3 separate regions of the Homo sapiens genome follow, and all the other regions are linked to region 1. A link is a loop called in an ENCODE intact Hi-C map of the cell type or tissue named here. Cell type or tissue: PC-9. All regions are shown on one strand.

Evidence for each region. Peaks named below come from ENCODE experiments on the same cell type or tissue, not always from the same donor. Only the 100,000 strongest peaks of a DNase experiment are listed, where the experiment ranks them.
Region 2: a loop joins it to region 1, with 5 times the contacts of the local background. A loop is called at or near these places in 26 of 110 quality-filtered maps.
Region 3: it touches region 1 in a loop (9-fold over the local background); 86 of 110 quality-filtered maps call a loop at or near these places.

The regions. Positions count from the first base shown.
Region 1 is chr9:37,899,430-37,907,429 of GRCh38, reverse strand. SLC25A51 (solute carrier family 25 member 51) reads left to right here and starts at 3,303. Exons shown (of 3, transcript NM_033412.4): 1 at 3,303-3,362; 2 at 7,480-7,601. It also overlaps the pseudogene PAICSP1. RefSeq lists a silencer at 3,103-3,862. In PC-9, CTCF peaks have their summits at 2,807 and 3,010 (motif pointing left); a DNase peak (open chromatin) is centred at 3,129; H3K4me3 peaks cover 2,597 bases; H3K27ac peaks cover 1,945 bases.
Region 2 is chr9:37,744,144-37,752,143 of GRCh38, reverse strand. FRMPD1 (FERM and PDZ domain containing 1) reads right to left here. Exons shown (of 16, transcript NM_014907.3): 16 at 5,240-7,755. The coding sequence ends at 5,375. Among named protein-coding and RNA genes, the nearest start is that of TRMT10B, 5.7 kb to the left of the region's middle. RefSeq lists an enhancer at 5,753-6,254. In PC-9, CTCF peaks have their summits at 4,595 and 4,803 (motif pointing left); a DNase peak (open chromatin) is centred at 4,823.
Region 3 is chr9:38,359,095-38,367,094 of GRCh38, reverse strand. All of the region lies in intron 1 of LOC107987065 (a long non-coding RNA gene), which reads right to left. The region is part of intron 3 of LOC105376040 (a long non-coding RNA gene); the gene reads left to right. Among named protein-coding and RNA genes, the nearest start is that of ALDH1B1, 30 kb to the left of the region's middle. In PC-9, a CTCF peak has its summit at 3,879 (motif pointing right); a DNase peak (open chromatin) is centred at 3,834.

The DNA of each region.
Region 1 (8,000 bases):
ATTAAATCAGAACCTCTGGGGCAGGGGAATGGGGCCGGGGAGTGGGGCGGGGGGTGGCTGTTGTTTTGTTTTCAAAGCTTCCCAGATGATTCTAATGTGAAACAGGGCTAAGAATCACTGATTCAGTGGGGCCCCACCACCATTAAAATGAATGAATGAATAAACTGAAGAGAACAAACAATCTCCCAGGCTGGCAGGGTAAACCCTGGGTCTCTGTTATATGTTATTAATACAGATGCACGTGAGTTGCTGGATCAGAGCAGGTTTGGACATGAATGAAGCAGAAAGGGAGAAGGTCCTGGAGTTCACAGACCAGCCATGGGGACAGACTGCAAGGACCTGAGGTGGGGGCAAGGGAGGGTGGGGCTGACAGCACTGAGGGGCTCTGCAGCAGGACGTAGTGAGTTCAGATGGGGCAGCAGTGACCAGAAGCCTCTGAACTGAGCCATGCAGGAGGAACAGGACATTGTTATGAAGCAAGCAAGACCTTTTAGGCACAGAGGACAAAAAATACCCAAGCGTTGGGGGACGTGAAAAGAATGCAGCAAGTTCAGGGAAGGGAACACCAAGGGGCTGGCTGGCCCTTGGCCATTTGGTACTGGGGGTGTGAAGGGGAGTGGCAGAGATAGTCACTCACAGTAGCTGATACTCCACTGACAGCTTGCGTAAGGCTGTTTTCGTGCACCTAAGAGCCAATGAAGTCTGAGGGCACCAGACAACCTTCTAGAAAGCATTTTTTGAGGGGAGGAGTGGAGGGTGATTAAGCAAAGATCCACCAGCAACCTTCTTATGGCCCTTTCCCCCAGGAACCCAGGCCCTGCCTTCCAACAGCTCTGCTCTCCACCCGCATTTCATTTCGGCAAACATCTCCTAGGCGCCCTTTTTGCCAAGCACTGAGTTGGAGAGCCAGGAAAAAGCCAGACAGCTCTGCCCTCATGAGCTGGCGGTGGGAAAGATCACACTGTCATGAGTGACTACAACATAGGACAGGATGTCAGAAGCGCCCCAAACTTTGGGGCATGGGAAGGCAGGGGCAAGGACAGTCAATTTTGCCTGAGATGATCAGGGAAGCCTTCTAGGAGGGAGAGGAGGCAAAAGGACCTTGAAGGGCTATTTGGTGAAGGGCTAACATGTATCAGTGGTGAAAGGGGGAAACAGGCTTAAGGAACACAGGATTTGCAAAACACTGAGACTGCATATGGCTAAAGCACAGAATATAGTTGGGGTTGAGGTGGACAGACTGGCAAAAGGGCCAGGACAGGACAGCCCCGTGCACCGAGTTAAGGAGTTTGGATTTACTGGGGGAACCAAGAGGGAACCAAGGGGGAACCATTGGAGATTTTTAAGCTGCGGGATGACATGATCACAGCTGGGTTGGAGGATATCTGGCAGCTGACCTAGTGGTTGGAGGTATGGAATGCAGGAATGGGTGGATGAGGACAGAAATGAAGGGCTAACTTTAAGATGGATCTGGTATCCAAAAATAGAGGGTTTTCATCCCCAACATTCATATGCCCAAGAAGAGCCAATGAAGGGCCTGGGGGTTTCTGACAAGGAACTAAGAGCTGGAGGGGCAGAGGACTGTGCTGTGGCCTGCAGCAGCATAAAAGAAGCAGACTGGGCTCAGCTCCAGACCTCAGTTTTCCCGTTAGCCTGGGATTTTCTGAGTCTGGTGTGCCCCAATTGTGTGTTTAATTTCAGTCTTTTCCTTCTTGTTCAGGTTTTACCGCAGGAGAATAACCTCTCCATTCTAATCTGAAATTAATTATTTATGCTTATGAACACGCTGGATGCCTGCCTGGTTTATTTATTTTTCAAATAATGCATCTGAATAGGCATTCACACAAGACAGGGCAAACATAATTTTGAGGCAAAGGCCCTTTCCAACTGTTGCCCGATTAACTGTTCTAAGCCATTGTGTAGCCTTGTCCTTATCCTGCGGAGTCCAAAATTTATCCCTCGCGTACTAATTAGATGGCAGGTGTCTGTGTCTGACAGTCAAGATTCGCATTATCCAGCCCCACCACCTGACCCTTACAATCTTATCTCCTGCTGCTATGACTTTCTCCACTGGGCCAAATTCCACTCATCCATCCTCCAAGGCCCAGTTCAAACGTCTGCTCTGTGAAGCCATCTCTGGTTCTCCCTCGAGGGGGGAGGTCCCCTCATGCTTCTGAATTTCCAGTCTTTTGTTGTTGTATCCTTCATCAGACGCTAAGCTCCCCAGGACCTGGCACGCAGTAGGTTCCTCAATGGAGCGTTTGCTGGAATGGGGGAGGGTGGTCTCCAGCTTCCCGAGAGGCACCTAAGCACGCCAGCCAAAGTGGGGCTGGGCAGAGACCAGACCCGCTTTTGGAGTCAGTGTCTACAAAGTGCTCTCGGGGGAAGGGGGCACGCGGGGAACGTCGCCCACCCGGAGCCGATCCCCCCAAGAACGCTTCACTCGGGTGGGGTTACTGCTTGGGCTCGCCCCAAGCACAGTGCGCACACTTCACACATCCGCAAGCCTCCTGAAACGCCTCTCCCCTCAGGCCGACCTTTCTGTTTCCTTCAACGCCTCCCATCTGTTGTGTGCGTTCCAGTTTCCAACTCAGAGTCAGAACCATCATTTCCAAAGACTCCTGCAACAGCCCGAGGACGCATACAAGGCATGGGTTACTTTTCAGACGGAGATTTGGGGCTCAGGGTCCAGCGACTCACCCAAGGTCACTCTCAAGAAGTATGAGGGCTATGACTTTGACCCAAGCCTTCTAACTCCCCGGGCAGCGCTCCTCCCAAGCCCCCCGCAAGCTGTCTGAGCTTCAAAGGAAAAAGTTTAAAAGTGATCCATACGTCCCAAAGCACGCACAAAGCGTTCTTCTGTAAACTGCGGCATGGGTCGCTGATAAAAGGTCCCTCTGAAGGTTTGAAGATACTCAACAAGGCTCCACAGAGGGTACTTTGGAGTTTTCCGCGAAGGCGCTCGCCCCGCAGAACCGACAAGGCCCCTAAAACCGACAATGCCCAGACGCCCCCTGCAGGCAGCGCGCTAGAGAACGCGTTGGCTGTTTCTGGCACGCTGAGGCCACCGTACGGCATCAAGGGTGAAGCATGGTGGCTAGCGGAGCCCGCATCCTGACAGGTGTGCTGGCGTGGCCCTCTACCTGCCCCGCCGCGGCGGCCTGCGGCCAGGAGAAGTAGGCTGGCGACATCTGGCGGGCCGCGGGCCGAGGGAGGGGAGGCGGGGCGGGGCGGTGTCTCCCTCACGTGACCCCAACAGCGCCCAGCGCGTCGCGCTGCGCCCCAACCTCGGGGTCGGTCACAGTCTGCGCCTGCGCGGGCCCCGGCTCGCTAGCCGTCCTGCGGGACGCCGGCGCTGATGGGTGAGTGTGGGACGAGCGTGGGGAAGCACCGGGCTTTCTTCGCATGAGGTTGGAGGGAGGGGAAACGCGCTGAAGGGCCCGCTGGGGCAGGCTGCCGCCCTGGGGGCCCATCCCTGTCTTCTGCGCGCTCCGGCTGCCCTGGCCCGGTCCCTGCGGGCCCCACCCAGGCGGCGCGGGCGGAATCAGTTCTGAGCCTCCTCGGCTCCGGGCTCCCCCGCCTGCCGCGGGTGTTTGTCCGGCTGCTGGGCGACCTTTCCCGCGAAGGCGCTGTCCCTTCATTCGGGCGCGCCCTGGGCTGGGGAGGCACCTCCCTGGTGCACAGGAACCGCAGGGGCGGGGAGGAGCCGGGAGCTGCCTGCGCCCGGGGGACAGCGGGGATGGCACCGCGCAAGGGCCTCTGCGTCCCGGGAGACTGGGATTTCGGCCTCACCTCGGGACCCCTGACTGTGAAGTGTCAGAAACGGAAGAGGACTTAGTGATCTTGTCCAACCCCCTCCCCGCCTTTCACAGGTTGGGGAAATGGACGCCTGGAGAACGGTAAGTTCAGCTACATAGCCTGGCAGTGCTTGTTCTGCGACAGCATATTGCATCGCGTTGTAGGAAGCTCACTTGTACAAGGATTTTCGGGGACGATGGTGTTGGTGGTGTTAGTCTCCATCCATTATTTGGTGTTCAGTTTAGCTAGATGGAGTATGTCAGCACCTCAACTTCCTGCAAAACCTTTGTTTTGCATCTCACAGCTCTACCTAGCTGATCTTAATTCCCACCTTCTGTTTTTCTCTACTTGTAATCTCTGAAACAGAAGCCCTTGAAATGTATAGTGACCTTGCCATTTTGAGCCGCCTCTGCCCGTGCTTTGAAAGGATTCCATAGGATCAAAAGGTGCTAGGACTCTTGAGGTCCCATAGTGGTTTAGAGCACAGGTTACCGCTTTGGAACTGGAATCACCCTTAGCGCATCTCAGGGGAAAACAAGCTAGGAGTTGACTCATCTGATCTCTCGTTTGGTAAATGAAAGCAAACTCAGATCAGTGGATTTTAAAATCAGATATTGCTTTGTCTTTATATTGGCAAGCTAGTGTCGTAACTAGGACTAGACCCAGGCTGATCTTGTTCTGAATGCTGACTCAGACCTGCTGACTAGTGGAAATTCACATCCTTTGAGAATTGGAGTCACCCTCTCCCCAGTTTTTGCAGAGACCTTTGTGCTAGGATCATATCTGTATCATGCTGATCCATGTAGGCTGTAAATTATAATAAGGTTTTAGACTTTACACTGTTTTCTTAGTCACAGAAGCTTGACACTTGTAGTTGCTTGAAAATCAAGTTCATTAACTGCTCCCTTATGATGAGATAGTTTTACGTAGCAAACAAGCGTAAAGTTATGGTAAATAAATTTTGCAATAAATTGCAAAGAATTATCCACATTAATGAATAAAAATATAAAGATCAGTTTAGCAAAGAAATTTAACCATGTTCACAGTATAGGTAAACATGCAAAAGTCTAAACTGTACTACCAAATAATGCTGTGCACATTATCCTTCTATTGCTAAATTAAGAACATATTCACACCATCCTGGTGTGTAGGATTAAACTAGAGAAAAAGCTTTAAATCTGTAAAGTCCAGGAGGGTTTCATAACATTTTTTCCCCCATCTAGGCCTATTTTTTAAATCTGAGAATCTCAATGTACAGTAATGTTCTTAAAATAGTTGGATATGGTGGTCAATAAATGGTTAACTTCTGTTAGCTGTAGTTTTCTGCTTGTTTAATAACAGTCCCCATTCTCACACAGAGTCATAAATAAACTAACCTTTATTTGCAAAATTTCAGAAAGTAATACAAGTAACATTCCAGTAAAAGTGAACATGGACAAAATTTTTATTGTTGTTCAAGTACACAAATAACTTGGCTTGTACTGTCAAGGAGCATGTGTAAACAGCTTGTAGGTGGTGACTTTAGAATTTAAAATATTTTGTGTGCTCCGTATGTAAAAATAAAATGGTTTTGACATTCATAAATTGTCACAATATCATGTAATCATGTACATTAATCTAAATATTCTTGTTGATTTAACATTGTTTAATTCTGAAACTGAAGAAGTGCAAAGCATTACATAGGTATCAAGCATTTCTAGACTAAGTTTTAGGACTTCAAATATTGATTAATCTTAGCTTGTAAGTGTACTAATAAGAGTTTTTAACTCATACCTATCAGCTGAATCAGTAAAAAGTAAGGATGTAGTAGAACTAATAATTATCAAACTCAATACCCTAACAGACTTCAGTGTCTAGAACATATCTTGAAGTTAATCATATTAAGCCCCAAAACTCTGTACATTAAGAAAGGGAGAGGAGAGAGGGAACAGATGATATTCTGGAACCTTTTTTTTCCCTTTAATCTTATTTTTACTGTGAATAACAACACTAGACTCACTGAAGATTTTGGGACACTTACTAGCAAGCATAGTTAAGACAAAATGCCAACTCTCTTAAATAGTAATAAGAGTTTTGCTCAAAGAAAAGTACACAGCCTTAAACAGTCAAGTTATGAAATAAAGGATAAAAATAGTTGTCTCACTTAAGAATTACAAGAAAATAAGCCAGGCACAGTGGCTCACACCTGTAATCCCAGCACTTTGGGAGGCCAAGGCAGGCTGGATCACTTGAGCTCAGGAGTTTGAGACCAGCCTGGCTAACATAGTGAAACCCCGTCTCCACTAAAAATACAGAAATTAGCCGGGTATTGTGGCATGCCTGTAATCCCAGCTACTTGGGAGGCTGAGGCAGGAGAATCGCTTGAACCCAGGAGGTGGAGGTTGCGGTGAGCCAAGATTGCGCCACTGCACTCCAGCCTGGGCAACAGAGTGAGACTCTGTCTCAAAAAAAAAATTTTTTTTTTAAACTAGGTGAGCATGGTGGCTGATGCCTGTAGTCCCCTTTGGGAGGCCAAGGCTGGCAGATGATGTGAGCCCAAGGAGTTTGAGACCAGCCTGGGCAACGTAGAGAAACCCTGTCTCTACAAAACATACAAAAATTAGCTGGGCTTGGTGGTGCGGGCCTGTGGTCCCAGGTACTCAGATGGCTGAGGTGGAAGGATTGCTTGAGCCCAGGAGGTCAAGGCTGCAGTAAGTGCAGTGAACTGCGAGGTAGCCACTGCATTCAGCCCAGGTGACAGAGCAAAACTCTGTCTCAAAAAAACAAAACAAAACTGAGAAATAGTAAGATTGGTAATTCACAAGCTGCTGCTTTGCTAGGAGTGGTAAGGTTATAAATTAGATAAACTGATAACCCTGCTCAAGAAAAAAGGGAACATAAGTACACAGGTTAGAAGTAATTTTTTAAAACAGCAAGTGTTGGATGGGTGCAGTGGCTTGTAAATCCCAGCACTTTGGGAGGCCAAGGCAGGAGTTCAAGACCAGCCTGGGCAACATAGCAAGGCCCCCTCTCTGCTAAAAAAATGTTTTTTAAAAGTTAGCCAAGCATGGTGGCATGCGCCTGTGGTCCTAGCTACTCAGGAGACTGAGGCCCCAGGGGTCCAGGCTGCAGTGAGCCATGATCGTACCACCGTACTCCAGTCTGGGTGACAGAACAAGACCCTGTCATTTTTTTTTTTTTTTCTGGATAGAGTCTTGCTGTGTCGCCCAGGCTGGAGTGCAGTGCTGTGATCTTGGTTTACTGCAACCTCTGCCTCCCGGGTTCAAGCAATTCTCCTGCCTCAGCCTCCCAGGTAGCTGGGACTACAGGTGCGTGCCACGATGCCTGGCTAAATTTTGGATTTTTCGTAGAGATGGGGTTTCACCGTGTTAGCCAGGATGGTCTCGATTTCCTGACCTCATTCATGATTCGCCTGCCTTGGCCTCCCAAAGTGATGGGATTACAGGCGTGAGCCACCACACCTGGCCAAGATCCTGTCTTTAAAAATAAAAATAGGCTGGGAGCAGTGGCTCATGCCTGTCATCCCAACACTTTGGGAGGCCAGGGTGGGAGGAACACTTGAGCCCAGGAGTTTGAGACCACCGTTGACAACATAGTGAGACCCTGTCTCTACAAAAAAAAAAAAAAAAAAAAAAAAAAAAAAGGCTATATAAATTAAACCAGAATTTTTTTTTTTTTAAGGAAATCCAGTTATCAAAATTGACTCAAGAAGAGAGAACCTAACAGAACAATAACAATGGAAGAAATTGGGAACATTATCACAAAGCTATCATCCTGCCAAACTCCAGGCTCAGATGTCACAGGTGAATGCAATTAAACTTCAAGGAACACATCATTTTGATAAGATTTAAATTGTTCTACAGTATGATGGGGGTGGGGGGGCGGGGAATCACATATTCTTTTTACAAAGCCAGTGGAACATTGACACTGGCACTTGATGTGAAGATAGTATTAAAACTGAAAACTTATCTGAGTGCCAAGGCTTATGCCCATAATCCCAACACTTTGGGAGGCTGAGGCAGGAGGATTGCTTGAGCCAAGGAGCTTCAGACCAGCCTGGGCAACACAGAGTGACCCTGTCTCTACAAAAAAGTGAAAAATTAGCCAGGCATGGTGGCGCACGTGTGTGGTCCCAGCTGGGAGAATTGCTTAAGTCTAGGAGCTTGAGGCTGCAGTGAGCCATGATTGTACCACTGCACTCC
Region 2 (8,000 bases), 160 kb after region 1:
GCGGGCTGCAGGTCCCAAGCCCTGCCCCGCAGGTAGGCAGCTAAGGCCCAGCGAGAAATCAACAGCAGCGCCGGTGGGCCGGCCCTGCTGGGGGACCCAGCGCACCCTCCGCAGCTGCTGGCCTGGGTGCTAAGCCCCTCACTGCCTGGGGCCGGCGGGGCCGGCCGCCGCTCCGAGTGCAGGGCCCGCCAAGCCCACGCCCACCCGGAACTCTAGCTGGCCCGCAAGCGCCCTGCGAGCAGCCCCGGTTCCCCCTGTGCCTCTCCCTCCCCACCTCCCGGCAGGCTGAGGGAGCCGGCTCCGGCCTCGGCCATCCCAGGAAGGGGGTCCCACAGTGCAGCGGCAGGCTGAGGGGCTCCTCAAGCGTGGCCAGAGCGGGCGCCAAGGCCGAGGAGGTGCCAAGAGCGAGCGAGGGCTGCCATCACTCTGTCACCTCTCAACATGACAGAAAAACAAAAATTTTTTACCCCAAAATATGTTTCATTGCCATAATTTGAAATGGCCCCTGCAAAGCTGTTTTGTGTTGAGGGTGCGGGAGGGATTTGCATCTGTAAAAAAACCTCTATTAACCTAACTAGATCTTTCCCCTCCCAGGCCCTTCCAATTCTGGAGATTAACTGAGTCTAGCACCTTTTTTCCCCTTCGTTAACAGGTGAAACCAAATTTGGACGGCCCATCATCCCACAGCCTTGCCCTTCCCCAGGCTTTGCCACAGCCAGCAGAGCCCTCGAGCTGACACAACCCTTTCCTGAGTACACAACCTCCCTCGCCACTGCCCCAGCCTACAACAGAATATCAGGGCTTTGACCAGGATGATTCTAGCCCCTGGGCACTCTTCTTCCTCCATCAGAGACACGAAGCGGCTTGCCCAAGCCTTGGCCTCTTTATCAGCCACTCTTCCTTCACTCCTGCAGTCCTAAGAGGTCTCACCCATTCAGAGAGACTCCAACCTGAATGAGCCCGAAATATCTCCCGTTCAAGAAACTACAGCTTGGTTGGATTCCTCCTTGGCCCAACAATTCCCCCCTGTGGACTTTTCTTTCCACAGCTCCTCTAGCACCTACCAGCCATCCCCAATCCATGCTCCAATCCATCCATTATCAGCTTCCAGGACGATTTTGTTTTTTTTTTTTACAAATTTTTTCTTTTTCTTAAAAAAAAAAAAAAAAAAGACAGGGCTTCACCATGTTGCCCAGGCTGGTCTTGAACTCCTGGGCTCAAGCGATTCGCTTGCCTCGGCCTCTGAAATTGCTGGGATTACAGGTGTGAGCCACCGTGCCCGGCTGCGATTTTAAAATACTAACACTAAAAATTCATTCCCACCCCCCCAACTCTCCACCCCATAAGGCTTTTTCTTCTTTTTTTTTTTTTGAGACGGAGTCTTGCTCTGTCGCCCAGGCTGGAGTGCAGTGGCACGATCTCGGCTCACTGCAAGCTCTGCTGCCCGGGTTCACGCCATTCTCCTGCCTCAGCCTCCCGAGTAGCTGGGACTACAGGCAGCCACCACGCCCGGGTAATTTTTGTATTTTTTTTTTAGACGGGGTTTCACCGTGTTAGCCAGGATGGTTTCGATCTCCTGACCTCGTGATCCGCCCGCCTCGGCCTCCCAAAGTGTTGGGATTACAGGCGTGAGCCACCGCGCCTGGCCCTCCCATAAGGCTTTTTCTAAAGCCCAGCTTTAACATCTCTGCTCTGCTCAGAGATGGCCCTGGCTTCCGACTGTCTGCTGAAATGCCCCAGTGGGGCTTGCACCATGGCTTAAATGATCTTCAATGACGCCTTCAGGTTTTAGCTCACACCACACCTACCAGTCCCTGCGCCTCACACTGAGCCATACTGAACACTTTCCTCCGCTCCCTGCCACCGCTCTTGTGTCCTTTGCCTCTGAATAAGCTCATAGCCACTTTCCAGTGGGAGGAAAAGACCTTCTAGCTGGTCTCATTGCTTTCCCCAATCCCCACTCCATCTGTTTGCCATATGATTATGTGTCTCTCCTGATGTAAAATCTAACCCCCTGCCCGAGGTCTTGTATTATACAACCCAGCTCCTGCATGCCCCTCCCAGCTTCATCTCCTATCACTCTTCCTCCAGCTTGCTATGTTCCAGTTGCGCTGATCCTGAAATGCTTCAAACACACTGTGAGCCTTTGCAAATACTATTCCCTTTTCTCTCACTTTTCCATTCCTGGCTTCTTATACTTTAGGCCCCAGCTTCAGCATTCCCTCTTCAGAAAGGCCTTTCCTGACGATCACTTTGGCAAGATTGGTTCATTCTATCCCTGTCTTGGCATCTTTTCTTGGTTTCTTTGTATCACCTCTCAGTCAGTAATGGATTTTTTTTTCTGTGTCTTTCCTACAATTATAAGTTCCTTGAGGAGACTATGTCTGCCGTGTTCGTGGTTGTATTCCCAATGCCACTGCATAGTATATATTTGTTGACAATAAATGAATGATTTTTTTCTACATTCTTGACATATCCAAATTCTATCTATCAGATCCAGGACCTGACACACAGTAGATACTCAATAAATACTTCTTGACAGGCTAGTTTTAATTAATGCTGATTTCTGCAGGAAGCTTTCCCTGATTACTACTCTGCCCCTCACTCCAAAATGACTTCTCTCTCCTTAGACTCCTCACAGCACCTTATCTGTTCTCTTTGGAGGCCGAGTGAACCGCGCCTTATGTTGTAAGCCTCTATCTTCACGTGTCACCTAATCTCTCTCAGGAGCTTTTCAAAATATAATAAGATTCTTCCCCAATTATTTACATTCTGCATCAAGCAGATGATGCTGCATCAGGCATCACCTGGCATGGGCAACCCATGAATGTTTGTTGAAAGAAATGAATCAGCCAATGTGATGGTGGGTGGGAAAAGGAAGGAAAGGTGTAAATGTCCCATCGTTTCTTAGTCACTAAACAATTGACCCTTGCATTTCAGGGTAGCAAGTCCCCATTCTGCCTATCTCATGTTGGAGGCTGCATGACTCAAAGAAAGTGCTAAACAGTGCAATTTCCCCTGCTTCTTTAGCTTTTCAACAAACAGTGAAGGGTTTCCCAGCACTTCTGGGACTTAGTTCTCCTCATGGGAACTGTAGAGAAAAATAGCAGCTCCATACAGTAGCAACTCAAGACAGTTAATGAATTTGAGGGGAGGAGAACCAAAGAAAAAGGAAATAAACATGTATTGAGTTCTGAGCTGGAAGCTTCAGTCTTCTTTGTGCCTTCCATGATTATTTATTCTTCACAATAATGCTGAATATATATTATTCAACAATCTCTAGGGTGTTGGCTGTATTAGAAAAATGCATTCAAGGTATCTAAATAAGACATCTGCCACATATTAGGCCCTCATTAAATGAAAAGGAGTATTATTTCCTTTTGCCAGATGGGGAAACTGAGGCCCAGAGAAATGCCTGATAACACAGGCCAAAGCCAGGATTCAAATCCTGATTGAGGCCAGGTGCAGTGGCTCACCCCTGTAATCCTAGCACTTTGAGAGGCCAAGGTGGGCAGATCACCTGGGGTCAGGGGTTCGAGACCAGCCTGGGCAACATGGTGGAACCCCATCTCTACTAAAAAAATACAAAAATTAGCTGGGCATGGCAGCAGACGCCTGTGATCCCAGCTACTCAGGAGGCTGAGGCAGGAGAATCGCTTGAACCTGGGAGGTAGAGGTCGCAGTGAGCCAAGATCGTACCATTGCACTCCAGCCTGGGCAACAAGAGTGAAACTCCATCTAAAAAAAAAAAAAAAAAATTCTTGTTGAGTGAAGTCCCGAGCTCCTCCCCTAAACTTGTGAACACATAGGTTGTGTTTTTACCTCTTCACAGCTTTCTGCTGACAAAAGTTTCAGGTCTTGTTTAACATTAGGCAATTTTTATTATTTTGGTGCCCTGTAGTTCCTATTTTTCATTGCCATGAAATTGCTTCCAATCTGTGTTCAAGAGCCTCATTTAAGTTTTATTCAAAGTATCCTATGAAAAGAAACAGGCCTCTAAGAAAATACGTCTTTTCCTGGCACAAGTACTGGTAACTGGTTTCTAGTTATTAACAACAAGTTATCGGTAACAGGAGATGGGAAGGATGCCTTTTCACGTCTTCTCTCAGGTATTGTTTTCCTTCTGTTTGGAGAGAGCTGAGGTGTGTGACTTCATACTCTCCTTTCTGTTCCTGCTTTTGCTGGGTGGAGGGAAGGAGCCCTAGAGAAGAGCCACAGCGGCAGCACTGAGCTCACACTGGTCAGGAGCACCAGAGGGACAAGGGACTCCTTTAACGAACTCTAATAGCCTAAGGTGAGTGACTAAACCACCTTTGGCCTGGACAGAGAAGCCAGGCAAAGAGGCACCCCAAGGGAGGCTTAAAATCAGTTTCCCTGGGGTCTAAAAACAAAATACAGTGGATGGTTTCAGACTAGAAGAGACGTCCATAAGAGCTGAGGGTTATTGCTAGCATTTATCATCTACTAGATTGAGTACTTGCTGGATTTCTATCCCATAAAATGGGCACTATTAGTATGCCAATTTGCAGAAAAGAAAACCAAAGCACTGAGAGGTTAGGTGGCTTGTCTAAGGTCCACCAGGATGAACTGGGATTAACTGGCTCAACTGGGGTAAGAAAGGTATCCAATATATTTCTTTTGCTTTAATTTTCTTAAAAAGGCAAATCTAATTCAAGGCTTTAATGTTCGGCTTTTTATATATTTAAAACAGGAATAAGGTGCAAGATTCAGGGATGCAATCAATTTCAGATAAAGCACATGTGTGGCCTTGCAATGAAAGAACTTCCTGCCACCTAGTGGCAACCTATGCTTGCTGCAGTGGGGCAGCCAAGAATCCCAGGCCTCCTGGTGCAGGCGCTGCAAACCATAACTTGTGAAGGTCGAAGTCTATCAAATATTACCGGTATTCACTCCTATTTGCAAAGGTTATTGCCAAATAAGTGTGATATGAGAAGTCAAGACTGTTTTTCAGTGACCCCCACCTTTCTCCCTCACCCCTGCCTTCTTGAGTATTCCTTTTGCTTCTACACTCCTTGGGTACGCTCCTTTTATGATAAACACTTTGCTGATAGTGATCTAACTAATCTGTGCCTAGAGAGTCTGTAAGCATCCTGACCAGGGGGAGAGACTTGTCTTACTCATCTGTAAATCCCAAGGCCTGGCACAAAGGAAGTATCCAGTGAATGTCTGTTGAACGAATATAAGTGAATGCTTTTAACCCAAACTCTATGACTCAGGCCAAGATTAAGCAGCAGTTTATTTGAATACTCTATATAGTAAACATTTGAAGAGGGTGGGTGGGAGAGTGGAAGGGGCTTCTCAGGGAAGTGTCCAAGGCAGGACAGGGCAGGAGGCCCTTGGGCCGTTGACCTGTTTACAGGGCCGTGGATGCCCGGAACTTCTGGGTCAAACAGAACACGGCGGCCGTGAGGGCCGTGCACTGACGGGCCAGGAGTTTCACACTCAGGTCGTGGTAGCCTCTCTCGCAGGTCGATTTAGCAGCCTCTATAAACTGATGGTAGGTGTACACCACATCCCTCAGGTTCCCCGCTGCCTCCCTGTGCCGGGCGGAGCAGCGGCTACAGTCTGTGAACTGAAAGCACAGGCCGGCCAGCTGGACCAGGTGCTGGAAGGTGTCACGCACGGCCCCCTGCATCTCTTCGGGGGACTGGTCCATTCTGATCACATGCCGACAGCTCGACAGGAGCTTCTGGGAGCCCATGCAGAGGCGGCTCCGGCTTTCGGTAAAGTGCCAGGTGCACTTCTCTGGGGGATGTTTGTTTCCAACCCCCCAGGAAGTTTCTAAAATGTCTTGTAGCTCCAGCAAGCTCTCCATGAGTTGGATGAAGCCCTCAGGGGTGCTGGCAGGGGTGGCTTTCAGCTGTCTCAGTGCCCTGGAGCAGTACTCTGGCCAGATGTGGCTTTTCCTCGACAGGGGTGCGGTGGTGCAGCTGTGGGCTCGGGCAGGCCTCCAGGGCAGAACCACCGGGCTTCCCGCAGAGGGCGGTGAGGTGAGGGGGGCCATGGGGTGTGCTTCCAAGTCCCTGTCTTCTTCCTCTGTCTCAGGCTGCGGGCCACGGAAGCATGTGGCATAGGAGAACTGACAGCTGCACTGGTCCATCCCTATCCTGGGAGCCACCATCTCATTCATGCCTGCAAAACCCAAAGATGTGGCCACCCTGAGACTGGCAGAGACTTCAGGATGGCTTTCTGGGGCAAAGCACAGAAAAGACTTCTCAGCAGAAAGGCAGATGCTAGAGCTGTCACTTTTGCCTTCTGAGAGTAAGCAATGGTTTGAAGTTTCTAAGTGAGGATCCTCTTGTGGACATGGTAGTGGTTCTGGCAGGGAAGGCTCAGGATTAAAACAGACCCACTCAGGGCTGTCCCTAGGGGCTATATCTTGCCCTGTCACATGGTTAGGTGCCTCTGCCTTGATCCCCTCTGGAGGGACGGCTGGTGAAACTGTCTGCTTCCCAAGAAAGAAATCAGGGTCTAAATCCAACTCTACGAATAGTTTTTGTTCTTGAGCCTGGCAGCCTTGCCCTGGGGGTTCTCTGCTCTGTCCTTGAGGGTCTCTAGGGGGATGTGGTGGGATCTGCTCGGTCCCTGTTACAGGAGCATCTAAAGAAAGGGAGGTTACTATTTTACCAGCTGGAGAGCTAATATCAAGAGTCTGTGAAACATTATTTGACACATCACCCGGGGAGTCACCTGAATCCTTCCTAGACTCCTCCTGAAATACGTTGGTGCCATTTTTGTTTGTAACTTCTCTGTCTCTTTCCAGAGATAGTTGTCCTTGTGGCTCTTCCTTTGTAGGGATAGAAGCTATCTTCTCTCCTGGATTTATTCCACATTCATCACTTCTAGGCTCATCTCTAGGAGACAACAAAGGCTCTGTGTATTTGGGGGCAGTTTCTTGTATATGATTTGTACAAAAAGATTCCAATCCCATTTCCAACTGGACATGGGGCTCCAACTGGAGCTCTAGTGTGTCTCCTTGAGAGACATTATTTAGTCCTGGGTTGCTGGCCAGGCAGGCTCTGTCTGGGTTAGGGTCACCACTGGAGAGGGAGAAGGAGCTGTCTCCATGCTCTATGGTTGGTTCTTTGGGGGCAATCCCATCCAGGTCTTGAGATAGAGGTAAGATTTGGGAAGGCCTTGCCTGAGCAGTATCTGGGCCAGATGAACCTGGGTTAGAACAGTGAGGAGTGCTTGCTGAGGAGCTGGCAGCAGGGACAACACCAGAATTCTCTTTATTGTTGGGGTCAATCCGGAAGCGAATGGCAGAAATAGAAGACACTCGAGAGTCGATGACTGATTTGGTTTCCATGGTCTCGGGCTCCATCTCCATGACCCTGGAGGCTGGGTTTGTGCTCTTGGTCTCCCTCAGAGGAGCCAGCAGCCCCAAGGCCTTGGTCTCCAGAAGGCCAGGCTCACCCTGCATGTCCTGCAGAGAGGACACAGTTGGGGAGGGTGCACCAAGGGCCAGGTAGGGCTCCCTGTCATAGTAGCACACGTCGTCTACACTCTCCAGGGAGGCTGATGGCACCAGGGGAAATGAGACCTGAGAGGTGTAGTCGGTCTGTAGGAAAGACCTTCTTTTCCTCAGGGTCTTGGCATATTTCTTCACCCCTCCCCTCCTGCTTGGCTGTCTTCCATCTGGCCCACAAGGCAGGCTGTTCTCAGGGCTAGAAGTGCTGGCCTTATTCTGCAAGCTTGTGGCACTGGGTTCTGCAGTAGAAACATCTCTGGGCCCTGGGAGTCAGGAAAGAAAAAATACATTAAAAAGCACAAAAAAAAGAGGTTAATAGAGCTTGGGCTCAGGCCTTGGGCTTTCCTGGGTTTAAATTCTGGCTAGGCTGTGTAACCTTGAGCAAGTTCAATCCTGATCTCCTCAACTTCCTCATCTGAAAGATGGGGATAATAATTGTGACAGATTTTTTTTTATTTTTTTGAGACGGAGTCTCTTTCTGTCACCCAGGCTGGAGTGCAGTGGCGTG
Region 3 (8,000 bases), 460 kb before region 1:
TGGCAGTGGTGGCAGGAGTCAGGCCCCAGGAGAGAGGAGATGTGGCTACACTGCAAACAAACCACCCTTGATGGCGAGTGAGCTCTTTGCCCTGCAGCAATATCATCAAGCCAGGTACCTAGGAGAGACTGAATGATGAGCTGCTTCCTTTCCAAGGGTGACCACCAGCAGGAGAATGTGCTATTGAGTGACTAACGTTATTTTCAGTTGTGTCCACTGAAAAATGGGGTTAGAAGTATAAATTTTGATGACCTAAAAAATGAATTTGTAGAAAAATGAGTCAAAGAAAGCTTATAATCAATCAAGATATTACTAAAGTATTATTGAAGGATATAGAAAAGAAGAAATAAGCAACTCCATAGACTCAAAACCTCAAAAACTACTACTATTTGGGTGTATTTCTCTCTAGATTTTGCTGTGCATATTTTGACACAATTTGAATAACATATATTCCATCAAGTGAATATACCATATTTGCTTTCCTTGACATTTATGTGGTTTCCAATTTTTTATATTAAGACTTTGCTTTACATCCTTGTGCATAATTGTACTTTTAAATAAACTGTTTCATTTCAAAAAAGCATAAAGTTTTTCATGAATTTCAAGTAATTTTTAAACCCAGAATCTCTGTTCTTTTTTCTCTATGGTCTTCTTAGGTGAGCCATTCACTCATGTGTTTGGTTATTTCAGTACTGACTTCTCCTTAACTTTATAATAATCAAATTTAATAGCTTAGATGAAATGGACAAATCCTTTGGAAGATGCAAACTACCCAAGCTTCACTCAGGAAGAAATAGATAACAACAATAACCCTATATCTATTAAACAAATTGAATTTAAGATTGAAAAGCTTCCAACAAAGGGAACTCCAGACTCAGATGGCTTTACTGGTGAATTCTAATACCAAGTCATTTGAGGAAGAAATAATGCCAGTTCTACACAAACTCTTACAGAAAATAGAAGAGGAGGAAACACTTCTCATTTTATAAGGCTGACATTTCCCTGATACCAAAAGCAGACAAAGACTCTCCAAAAAAAGGAGAAAACTACAGTCTAAAATTCTTTATGAATATAGATGCAAAAATCCTCAACAAAATATTATCAAAGCAAATTCAGCCGTGAACACAAAGAATAATTCATAATTGCCACATTGGGAAATAAACTAAATGTCTTTCAACTGGTGAATAAATAAGCAAACTGTGGTGCATTTATGCAATGGAATACTGCTCAGCAATAAAAAGGAAGACTCAAAAGGCTTCATACTGTAGTCCGCTATTTATATGACATTCTGGAAAAGGCAAAATTATAGGATCAGAAAATAGATGATTGATTGCCAGGATGGGGAGAAGGATGTCGATGGAGGCACATGCATAAGGGAATTTTTTGAGGTGATAGCATGGCTCTGTATCTTGATTGATGTAGTGGTCACATGACTGTATGTGTCAAAACTCACAGAACTGTATACCAAAAAGCATACATTGTATTATATGTAAATTATATGTAAATACAACATGCAAATAATACCTCATTTTAGTATATGTAAAGAATACCTTAATTTAAAAAAGAATTAAAAGGCCATCTATGCTTCCATTTATGATGTCCTGGAAAAGATAAAACTAAAGGGACATAAAATAGACCAGGATTGTAGGAGTTGGGGTGGAAAGAGGGGTCTGATTACAAAGAGGCAGGAAGCAGCACTTGGGGTGATGGAAATATGCTATGTCTTGATTATGGTGGTGGTTAAAGGCTGTGTGTGTTTCACAGATCTGTATACCTCAAGCTGGTGAATTTTAGTATATGTAAAACCTTAATACATCTAACTTTAAAAAGTCTTATGCCCCGGATCTCACATGACTGCTTGGTTTATCTATGGCAGCAATCCTTAAAAGGACATATGTATACATTTTTCTCAAGGCATTTATTTATGTCAAATTATCATCAAATGCCCTGCCTCCAGATCTCAGTTTTCTAATCGGTAAAATGGGGATTTGGCCCTGTTACCATGTCTTTTAATGGAGAAGGGCATGTATATTAGGCTGTTCTCTCATTGCTATAAAAACAATACTTGATACTGGGTAATTTATAAAGAAGAGAGGTTTAATTGGCTCACAGTTCTGCAGGCTGAATGGGCATGGCCCCAGCTCTGCTCGGCTTCTGGTGAGGATCTTAGGAAGCTTACAATCATGGCGGAAGGAGAAGCAGAAGCAGGTGTCTCAGATGGTGACAACGGGAGCAAGGCTGGGGGAAGTGCCACACACTTCTAAAAAACCAGATCTCGGTCAGGCACAGTGGCTTATCCCTGTAATCCCAGCACTTTGGATGCCGAGGTGGGTGGATCACTTGAGGTCAGGAGTTTGAGACCAGCCTGGCCAACATGGTGAAAACCGGTCTCTACTAAAAATACAAAAATTAGCCGGGAGTGGTGGCCCGTGCCTGTAATCCCAGCTACTTGGGAGGTTGAGACAGGAGAATCACTTGAACCTGGGAGGTGCAGGTTGTAGTGAGCCGAGATCAAGCCACTGCACTCCAGCCTGGGCGACAGAGCGAGAGTCTGTCTCAAAAACAAAAACAAAAAAACAGATCTTAAGAGAACTCATCATCTCAAGGACAGCACCAAGCCAGGAGGGATCCATTCTCACGACCCAGACACCTCCTACCAGGCCCCACCTCGAACAATGGGGATTACATTTCAACAGGAGATCTGGGCGGGGACAAATATCCAAACCACGTCATCATGGTTTTGAAGTTTGACAATCCTAAATTCAAAATCTGTCTCCATGACTTCCCAGCTGTGTGCCTTGGCACCTTAGGTCACCTTACCAAGCCCCAGTTACCTCATAGGAAAGCTGCGAGGACCAAATGGCAGAGTGCATAGTCAGGTGCAATGACAGGCACCGAGTAAACCTGCCATAAGTGGCACCAGTGTCTCAAGTCCTGCTAGTCCCAACGCATACAGAACTGTACAGGGAGACACAGAACTCTGGGATGGGCACCTGTGGTGGGCCAAATAATGCGCCCCAGACATCCACATCCTTATCCCCAGGACGTGGGAATGTTGCCTTGCGTGGCAAATGACACTTTGCAGATGGGATTAAGGACTTGAGATGGGGAGATTATCTGGCTTATCCAGGTGGACCAAATGGAATTACAAGGATCCTTATAAGGGAAAGAGGGAGTTAGGAGAGACAGAGGCAGAGAAGGGGATGTGCAAACAGAAGCAGAGGTTGGAGTGACGTGGGTCCACCAGCCAAGGAATGCAGATCACCTTGCTGGAGAGGCAGGGAGATGGAGCTTCCCCTGGAGCCTCCAGAGGGTGCCAGCCCTGGTGACCCATTGACACTTCTGACCTCCACGAAGCCACCGAGTTTGTGGCACTATGTTACAACAGCCACAGGAAATCAACACAGCGTTTCGGGTGAAGGGATCCTATTTCCCAGACCAGTGGGACTTGGTGTGGTGCATGAAGGGCATAGCTCTGAATGTGAATTCCATGTTCTTGGAACTGGGCCCGACTGGGGCAATAGAGAATGCAGGGCCCCAGCAAACATGGAAGCTCTGAGTACAGTTGCTCCTGACCATGGTCTAATGCGTGTCGTCCACCTCCTCCCTCCTGGCTCACAGACCCACCCAGTGATCCTGCCTCTGTCCTCTCACCCCCGCATCATGAAGCAGCTGCCGGTAGGCTGGACCTCCATAGGGAAAACTGTTAAGTGTGTGTCCACTCCAGAAGCATGACCCTCCCCGGTTTTCTCAAGGACCGTCCTGAAAACTTCACCCTGCGTCTGATGACAAACCAGTATTGAATTTGGAAGCGATTCAGATCCTGCCTTTTTTTGGCTTTGTTTTTTTTTTGAAGGTGCTTTCCACTGATGTCCACTGGAGGGTACTGTGTACGTGTTTATAGGAGGCTCTGAACACAGAACTCAGCATCCGCGTGGCATGCAAACACTGAAGTAGAGAAACATGGACAAAGACATATCTACACACGTGTGCCTATGTTCAGACATATGGATGCACACAGACTCACAAATCATCACACACATAGCAGTCACACATATGCGGATAGATGTGTATATCTATATACAGTCATACGTCACTTAATACGGACGCGTTCTGAGAAAGGCGTCATTAGGCAATTTCCTCTTTGTGTGAACATCGTAGACTGAACTTACACAAACCTAGATGGCAGAGCCTACTACACACTGAGGCTGTACGGAATAGCCTATTGCTCCCAGGCTACAGACCTGTACAGCAGGTACTGTGCTGAACACTGTAGGCAATTGTAACACAATGGTAAGTATTTGTGTATCTAAGCATAGCTAAACATAAAAAAGGTACAGTGAAAATACCATATTATAATTTGGGCCACTGTCGCATATGTGGTCTGTCATTGATGGAAACTTCATTATGTGATACATGACTATGGAGGTACATAAACACGAGCAAGTACGCACGCAAACATGTACTCATGAATACAGTCACGGTGCCATAAAACACACACACAGAGGTGCACGAAGCACATATCCACATACATGGTAGATATGTTCAGATACACACAGGTTTACATAGGTTCATCTACACACACATACACATACACACACACACACACACACACACACGCACACAGACCATTAATCCATACATGCATGTAGCCGATTATCATTGGCAGACAAACAGCCACATGCAGAGTGTCATGAATACACATTCTGACATGCAGACTTAAGCATAAAAACATAGACATGCATCCGTGGCTAAACACCAACACGTGTGCACATACGTGTACTCCCTGGCCTGGGCCTTTGCTACTTCACTTGTTCAAAAAATGCAATCCCTTGAGGGATGATTAACACTGTGGTGTTTTCTAAAGAAAACAATGGAAATGTCAACTTCATTGTCCCTATAGAACTGTTTTATTTGTTAAATGTTAGTGAAAGGCATTTCTAATAATGTACTGAGTCTTTTAAGAGAAAAATAGTAGCCCTGCTCTGACAAAGCAGAAAACCCAAACCATAGTTTCGCAAACACCTAATTAACACATGGAAGGCTCAGAGCTACTCTAAAAGAGATTCTGTTTTTTTTTTTTAAAGTGGAGAAATTTCAGATTCAGATAAAACCAAAAAATTATGTGAAGTTGAAGAATTGTTAGGTCCAAACAAGTCCTTCCTTCTCAGAAAGGGTGATGATAAAGAAACATGGAGACTTTGCAAATGATTATCAGATGGCCAGGCCTGGAAATTTGCCTTTGATAAGACAAAGACATTAAAATAAAGGAAAACATGAAAGGAGAGAGAGAGAAAAGGGCCTATGAAAACAGTTGACTCTATAATAACATTGCAGAGCTGAGAAAAGTCAGCTGTCAGAAATGCATTCCGCTTGGCAGCCAAGCCCTGCCATGAAGTGCGAGTGGAGCACACTCCAGCAGAGGATCCAGGGGGTGTGAGCAGCTTTGCATGGACACACGCTGTTTATTGCTCGCCTCTCTTCACAGGATCCTCAGAAGGCAGGGGAGGATGCTCAGGGTCTGGGCAGGACACCCAGGTCCAAGTCCCATTTCTGCCACCCCCATAGCGGCTCCCTGCTCATCCCTGGGTCTCGGTCTCCCTAGGTATACAGTGAAGAAGTTGCCTTCTCTAATCGCTAAAGTTCCTTCCTCCTCTGACACTATCATTACCAGCTCCCTGCACCTCTGACACCCCACTGCCTCTGGTGACCGGAATCATTGCAAGTGGCTCTGTTTGTGCATTTAACAAAGTGCTGGTTCCAGCCCATCAGCTCAATACCAGCGAACAATAGCTCAGGAATAGATAAAAGGCATTCATCAGGCAGCCAGGCCCAATTATCATGTCACGCTGAATGAATGTATTTTAAAATCTTTTCTGACAAGAAAATGTTCCATGTAGGTACCTTCAAATTAGCTGGAAAATCCAGAAAATTTGCTATTAGGCCTTCTTTGAAGAACCTTTATTCCCCCCCACTGTTCCAGAGGAATTCCTTGGATATTATTAATTCCTTCCAAGAGTGTGACCTTGTGCCTCCTGCTGGGACTGAGACACTTTTCCTGTCTGCTCAACTCCACGGGAGCCATTGCAGATGACACACACATGGCCCGAATGGGAGATCACCTGTCCATCAATTTCAAGTGTCTGGGCGCTAGTGGAAATTCTGTTCAGTTTTGCTCCACCAGCATTTGCTGAGCATCTGTTGTGTGTCTATGAGCCCTGCAATAAGAGCTGAGTCCACCCAGCTCTTGCCCCTGAAGGGAGACTCCACTAAAGGGGGCATGCTTACAAACAGATCAGTGTCAGGGGGAGGTCATGTACCAGAGCTGAAAGCCAGACAGACTTCATTTTGAAGCCTGATTTCGTCACTGGCTGTGTAACTTTGGGCAGGGGACTTCACCTCTCTGAGTCTCACTTTCCTCACCTCCAGAATGGGGGAGAAGCACATAACTCTGGGGGTTGTTGTGAGGAGGGACAGTTTCAGGGGAGGCAGGCCATCCCTCCCTTTGACCCACATCGTGGTCAAGGCCTGGCACCCCAGCCTTTTCCCTGGCTCCCTGGGCTGAAGGGTTGTTTCTGACCTCTTCTCCACTCACAATACAGCAATCTTTCTGCGGCTTTATCTTCAGCTTCATGGTGCAGATGGTTCCATTTGGCTGTGGCCTGGGAGAAGAGATTTCTTTGGCATGGTGAGAAATTGTGTCAAATGTAGAGCTACCTGGAACTCGTGGCTCTGGTGTGGAGATCTGAAAAGGCAACGGCAAGCACTTGGTGGAAAAGAGACTGACTCAGGGTATTAATTCCCAAGTGAATACAGAACAATCTGCTTGCATCTTCATGTGACTGTGGGTTTGTGCAGGAGCAGTTGCTAACTATGGGAGATTTCTCATCAACCCACAGAATTCCAGGGCTGGAGGGGGATCTTAGAGGCCAGCTAGTTCTTGTTTTACAAGTGGGGAAACAAGTCCAGAGAGGGGAAGGGGCCTGCTCAACAGCAAACAGTGAGCCATGAACAAGTTGGGCCTGGATCCCAGATGTCCTGTGCCCTTGGCCTCTGTTCCTCTTTTGATCCTGCTGTGCCGCAGATCACCACCTAGAGGACTGGGATTGGGCTCCTCTTTCCAGCCTTCCTCCTGGCCCCAGTCCCCTTGGTTCTGCCCTGCCCGAGCCTACAGACTCTTCTTGTTCTCAGCCGTGGGACATCTCAGGTTCTTCAGTGCCTTAGTGTGGAGTTCCTGCCTCCACCAGCCCTGGGGACCCCCAGGCCTCAGGAGAAGTCCACACATTCCCACTGGCACCTCTTCAGTGGGATTACTCCCAACTAGTCAAAGTTGGGCTTTGTGGATGATGGAATCACAGAGTGAAGATTTGACTCTAAGTTAGCCCTCCATGAAAGGGGGAGCAATTACACCAAGAACAGATAAGTGGTTCATGCCTGCCATCCCAGTGCTTCAGGAAGCCAAGGCAGGAGGATGGTGTGAGGCCGGGTGTTTGAGACAGCCTGGGCAATACAGTGAGATTCCATCTCTACAAACAAATTTTTAAAAATTAGCTACTCAGGAGGCTGAGGCAGGAGACTTACGTAAGCCCAGGAGGTTGAGGCTGCAGCAAGCAGTGATCGCACCACTGCACTCTGGCCTGGGTGACAAAGCGAGATCCTGTTTCAAAAAAAAAAAAAAGCACATCCTCACTGTGGCTCTCCCTCCATCCTGCCTCCCTCCCATGCACCTCACATCTCTGGACTGTACTCCCTCGGCTGTGTTGACTCTGCTTTCTGGAGGACGTAGCAGGGACACTTTGTTCTCCCCGCATCAGAAAGGTTATCCTGAATCATTCATCTCACACCATTGTACCCCCAGATCACAGAGACGTTGTGATCCAGAGGAGGGCTCAGGGTCCCAGCCAGGCAGATCTGAGTGCTGGCCCCACCCCCGGCTGGCTCTGTAGACTGAGGAGGTTGCAGAGGTGGATACTGGGGGGCAGCTTGCTCAGCACCCTTCT